Regions from separate parts of the Homo sapiens genome. Here region 2 is linked to region 1. A link is an interaction called in ENCODE POLR2A ChIA-PET data of the cell type or tissue named here. Cell type or tissue: PC-9. All regions are shown on one strand. Each heading gives the region's core, and the rest is flanking DNA. Links, peaks and the distances in the headings are about the cores only.

The links. Peaks named below come from ENCODE experiments on the same cell type or tissue, not always from the same donor. Only the 100,000 strongest peaks of a DNase experiment are listed, where the experiment ranks them.
Region 2: POLR2A ChIA-PET joins it to region 1 with 8 read pairs; 2 of 35 experiments call an interaction of 5 or more read pairs at or near these places.

What each region holds. Positions count from the first base shown.
Region 1 is chr14:77,150,724-77,153,630 of GRCh38, reverse strand. No RefSeq gene overlaps it. Among named protein-coding and RNA genes, the nearest start is that of ZDHHC22, 10 kb to the right of the region's middle. In PC-9, for the core only: CTCF peaks have their summits at 1,274 (motif pointing left) and 2,119 (motif pointing right); a DNase peak (open chromatin) is centred at 1,260; H3K27me3 peaks cover 896 bases.
Region 2 is chr14:77,475,514-77,478,420 of GRCh38, reverse strand. It overlaps ISM2 (isthmin 2), which reads left to right. Exons shown (of 7, transcript NM_199296.3): 6 at 96-179; 7 at 2,309-2,907. The coding sequence ends at 2,826. Among named protein-coding and RNA genes, the nearest start is that of AHSA1, 19 kb to the right of the region's middle. RefSeq lists an enhancer at 838-1,007. In PC-9, for the core only: no CTCF peak of the experiment used is centred there; no DNase peak of the experiment used is centred there; H3K27me3 peaks cover 1,619 bases.

The DNA.
Region 1 (2,907 bases), core at 151-2,650:
ATGAGACAGGCAGAAAAGAGCCCAGCTGAGCTTCTCTTCTACAACTTGGAGTGAGCTGCAATGGTGGGGGCCAAGGATAGTGTCCAGTCATTAAATGTCCTAGGAACTAGGAAGGCAGGAACTGGGTAAGGTCTCTTTCTCCCCCGGGGTCCCAGAGGAATGGGATAAAGCCTAGCTTTATCAAGAAACAAGAAACAAGATGGCAACTACACTAACTTTTTGCCCCCATGGGACTGTAAGCAACTTGAGGCTAGAGATTAGTATAGACCCCAGCACATAGTAAATGCTTACTAGTATGTATTGACTGGCTAATGGATGAACTATACTAAGGAGCTTGGATCAGAGGCTGAAGAGGTCAAAGTAACCCCTTGGGATAGAGTAGCAGCGGAGAGCCAGGAGAGAGATCCCTTATGGGAAGGTGACTCGGGGGAGTGTTGTGACAAGGCAGCACCACGTGGTCTGTGGCACACCCTTCCCACAATAATGCAGCATATCCTCTCTGGGTAAGGAGGACACTCATGGATGCAGTGCTTTATAGCTAGCCATTCTTGGTCATGTTCAGAATAGCATTTGTTCCTTGCAACCCCAAGGGCAGGGATTATTACTGCACTCTTTTCAGAAAGGAAAAGTAGGGCCCAGAACTTTGAGGTCACTTGCATAAGACCATTCGAAAGAAATGCAGGAGCGGCTGGGCGTGGTGGCTCACACCTGTAATCCCAGCACTTTGGGAGGCCGAGGCGGGCGGATCACCTGAGGTCAGGAATTCAAGACCAGTCTGGCTAATATGGTGAAACCCCATTTCTACTAAAAATACAAAAAAATTAGTTGGGCGTGGTGGCATGTGCCTGTAATCCCAGCTACTCGGCTGAGGCAGGAGAATCACTTGAACTCAGGAGATGAAGGTTGCAATGCCGAGATTGCACCATTGCACTCCAGCTTGGGCAACAAGAGTGAAACTGTCTCAAAAAAAAAAAAATGCAGGAGCTGGGTCTTGAACCCAGGATTTCCCATTACAAACATCACCTTTGTTGGAATAAAGGATGCAGCTGGGGCTTTCTGGTGCTAATGCCACTCTCCTCTGAACTCCCCAGCCCAACTCTGAGACTCTGAGGCAATCGATGAAGGGGTGAGACAAGGGAGGGAAAGGGTGTCAGGCAACCTCTCAGCAGTTTGGAGGGCTGGTAGAGAGATGCACCCAGCACTGCAAATAGCCCAAACAGTATATTTGTACAGAAAAGGGGTGTCCTTAACTCAAGATACTTTACTGCCATCTACTGGAAAATTATTATAATAATTATCCAAATATACATGTGTGAAAATGAGGTCCCTGGAATTGTAAAGTGTAGAACCTGAACAACTGTACAAGGCAGCCCTAGATGCAACTTCTCTTGCCTGAAAGAATGAAAAAAGAGAGGACCCTTGCCACCAGGGTGGCTCAAATCCTGCCCTCTTCTTTCCCACCTGGGAGTACCTGGTTTACACAGAGGGTCTGTGGTAGTCTAGCTCCTGTAGTTTCACCATCTAGGGCCCTGTAGAATCTATTCATCCTTCCATCCACTCTATGAACATGCCCTGAGTGTGTCCTCTGGTTCAGGTCCTTATCTGCATTCCTGCCATTTCCTAGCTGCGAGCTCTTGGATATTTTCCTGAGCCACTGTCTCCTTTCATATAAGATAAAGGTATCTCTCCTGGCCATTTGAGACCTACATGAGACAATGTACAGCACAGAGCTGAGCCCACCGGGTGGTCACCTTCTTTTCCACCTTTAGGCCCTGGCTAGAAACTGTGCTGGCTGGGAGGGCGCAGGGATCCCTGATCCCAAGAGGGGCTGAACAGTTGGGGTCGTGGGGATTGGACCTTGCAGGTTTCATTTACCTGCAGGAATAGGGTTGCAGACTGTTGCTTGAACAGGCCCCTGGAGATTTCCATTAGGGCTAAAAGCAGGGCCGTCCAACCCTTTGAGTTTCAGTTTTCTCATCTATAAGATGAAGCCAGCCATATTTACTTTGAACCATAATTGAGGGGATTGAAATGCAGGAAGAAAAGGTCTACCACAATGCCAGAAACGAGGTAAACACAAAATAAATTATAGCTACAATTGCAATCGTGGGCTCCAGGGGGCGTCTGGGGCTGGCTGAAGGATGCCATTCTCTACCATCCAACTCCCAGCCTCTGTGGGGGATTGGAAAAGCAGGTCCCGGAGCTGGTGAGAAGGCAGGTTACAAGCCCCTCACTCCTTAAGTGGGAAGGAAGCTGGCACAAACTTTCTGGAGGATGGTTTGGCAATAGGGATCCTTTTGACCCAGCCATTCCACTTCTTGGAATTCAGCCAAGGAAATAATCACAGGGTCCCATAGAGTTGTTTGTGTTAGGACGTTCATTGCAATGTTGCTAATAATAGTGAGAAATTGGAAATAATCTAAAGTTAGAGATGCACTCAACACACATTTTGGCTGAACACCAGATGGTCAATTGTTACAATCCGTATTCAGCCGAAGCCCAAGCCAATGCCTTTGATAAAGGAGTACATCTAAAATTTTATCAGAGATTCTCTGTGATGACAGTTTCCTTATTGGTGCATTTCACTGTCAGTATTTAACAGTTTAATGTTATAGTGCAAGAACAACATTTTCTTAGTGCTAGCAGTAGCGAGATTGCTCCTGTATCATGTATTATGTAATGTTTGTGTTAATAAATTGGTGCTTACTTTTGACTGAATGGCAGAGGAGTGTGATGCCTCACTTGTTCTAATAATTTTTTCTTGGCCAGGCGCGGTGGCTCACGCCTGTAATTCCGGCACTCTGGGAGGCCGAGGTGGGTGGATCACCTGAAGGCAGGAGTTCAAGACCAGCCTGGGCAACATGGCGAAACCCCATCTCTACTAAAAATACAAAAAATTAGCTGGGC
Region 2 (2,907 bases), core at 245-2,744, 320 kb before region 1:
GGGCACTGAGAGCCTATTGAGGTGGGGGGGTTTCCCCATCAGCGGCACTGAGGTGGCCTGCGGAGCCACCAGCCTGGCCTCCTTTCCTCCCAAAGGCACTGAGGACAAGGACACCTTGGGCCTCCCCAGTGAGGAGTGGAAGCTCCTGGCCCGCAATGCTACGGACATGCATGATCAAGGTGAGTGAGGGGCTAGGCTTGCCCCTGGTGGTTTGGGGAACGAGCTCTCAGGGGAGGGTGGGGTATTATTCCATGGCAGGAACCTGGCTTCTTTCCACTAGGCAGAGAGCACAGCTTCCATCTGGAAGGTTTGCTTCTCCAACAGGGGGCCCTGGCATTTCTGAGCCAGCTCATTGGCCTTTCTCAGACTGGTATTCCTACTGGGAAGGTCTTAATGGGAGCGGCAGAGCTTAGAGATCATCTGGTGGGGGCATATCCTATCCTCCCTGGCAGCAGGATAGGGTGGGGACGTTCTGACTTCCATTCCTTGGTTACTCTTGGGAGGCTCCTGGGCAGGCTCTGTCTGGAGAGGGGGATGCAGTGCAGTCAGAAATGGGTCAGTGTGCAGAACTCCAGCATTGCTCCTCCAGGCAGCTGGGCATGGGGCAGGCGTCCACCTGCACACTCTGAGTCTGTGTCTGTTGGTCTTACTTGCACCCTGCAAGGAAGGCAGGGAGACCAACCTTGCAGATAAGGGTTGCACTCAGCACAGCAAGAGCCTACTGAGCCTGCATCATGTGCCTGGCCATGGTGCTGGCACAGGGGATGTCAGCAGCCTGAGGCTTGGTCCATGTCCTCAAGGAGCTCAGGTCCCATGGGGGAAAGACACGCATAACCCATGTGAGCACTGCACTGCAAAGAAGGCCCTAAAGATTTGGGAGCAGAGAGGAAGGAGCAGTTTGTTTTCTGGTACAGGGGTGGGCCTGGGAAATGTGTGTCTCTTCCCCTCTCCTGTGTTACCATTTCCCAGGCTCCTCCTTCACTCCCAGTCAAAACCCAAATCCCAGCATCTGGATCCTGGGGAAGGTTCCAGTCCCTTGGAGATGTGCAGAGCCTCAAACTATCAAAGTCAGTCCCCCAGTGTCCGGGGCTGGACAGCTCATCCCATTAGGATGAGGGCACAGAAGGGAAAATGAGAAACAAGACCCGGTTAACAGCATCCACTCAGGCAGATTCTGGGGAGTGAGGAGCAAGGTTCTGCACATTCCCACGTGGCCAGCCGCCCAAGGCCATTTTTCTTCTTTCTGCTGTTCCCTGGTGACTGCAGTGTTTTCCCCTTCCCTGCTCGCTGCAGGGCTCTGGTGAGTCTGGGGGGCACCTCTTTCTGGTTTATGAAGGCTCCTGGCCTCTGCTGCACTGTGCCATGGGGACCGGGTGAAATGGTGAGACAGAGTCTTGCTCTGTCACCCAGGCTGGAGTGCAGTGGTGTGATCTCAGCTCACTGCAACCTCCACCTCCTGGGTTCAAGTGATTCTCATGTCTCAGCCTCCCGAGTAGCTGGGATTACAGGCATGCGCCACCAAGCCCGGCTAATTTCTGTATTTTTTGTAGAGACGGGACTTTGCCATGTTGGCCAGGCTGGTCTTGAGCTCCTACCTCCTGCCTTGGCCTCTAGAAGTGCTGAGATTACAGGCGTGAGCCATCGCGCCTGGCCCCCCAGCTCTTCTATTTAAGAGAACCTCAGTCAGATGTACTTTAGCCTCAGGTTTTTGTTTTGAGGGATATAATTTATTTTAAAATTAAATAAAAATATAGTTTAAAAAAAGGCCACGTTTCCCGAGGTGGAGATGGGGAGGAGAGCAGCATAGACAGAGGGGGCCACAGGAGGCCCAAAGTGGCCAAATGACTCACCCCAGGCCAGATTGCCTGAGAAAGGCAGCGTTCAGAACAAGAATGGTCCAGTGGCTAAAATAATGAAACCTTCTTACCAGTTGGTGAAAAGCTGCTGTACCTGTCTCCACTCACCCCAGATCCTTTTCCAAGATCTCAGGATCTTTCCCACCATTCAGCACATGACACCTAAACCTTTCCCACCATTCAGCATGTGACATATGGCACCGCAGAGGACATCTGGGTCATTGCTCCAGCCCCTTGGCCTGTGTCTGTTCTGAGCAAGAGCTTCTTGCTTCAGGTTGTCTGGATGGTGTGGGGTAGCCTCTCTCCATCCCCAAGGCCCTACCAAGCCACGCCTTTGCACCAGCTGGGGCCTGGGCCTTCTCTCCCCATGCACTGGCCCTTAATCAGTCCCCGCCCCACACGGGCCTGGCTCTGTCACTGGCTTCCCTCCTGCACTTTGTGGCCCTTTGCAGATGTGGACAGCTGTGAGAAGTGGCTGAACTGCAAGAGCGACTTCCTAATCAAGTATCTGAGCCAGATGCTGCGGGACCTGCCCAGCTGCCCGTGTGCCTACCCACTGGAGGCCATGGACAGCCCTGTGAGCCTACAGGACGAGCACCAGGGCCGCAGCTTCCGGTGGAGGGATGCCAGTGGCCCTCGCGAGCGCCTGGACATCTACCAGCCCACGGCGCGCTTCTGCCTGCGTTCCATGCTGTCTGGGGAGAGCAGCACACTGGCCGCCCAGCACTGCTGCTATGACGAGGACAGCCGGCTGCTGACCCGTGGCAAGGGCGCCGGCATGCCCAACCTCATCAGCACCGACTTCTCACCTAAGCTGCACTTCAAGTTCGACACGACGCCCTGGATCCTGTGCAAGGGGGACTGGAGCCGCCTCCACGCTGTGCTCCCTCCCAACAACGGCCGAGCCTGCACCGACAACCCCCTGGAGGAGGAGTACCTAGCACAGTTGCAGGAGGCCAAGGAGTACTAGTGACGGGGTTGCTGAACAGACACTGCAGGGAGAGGGCAGGCGGCTGCTGCTGTTGCACGGGAGAACTTTCCTCACCCGCCC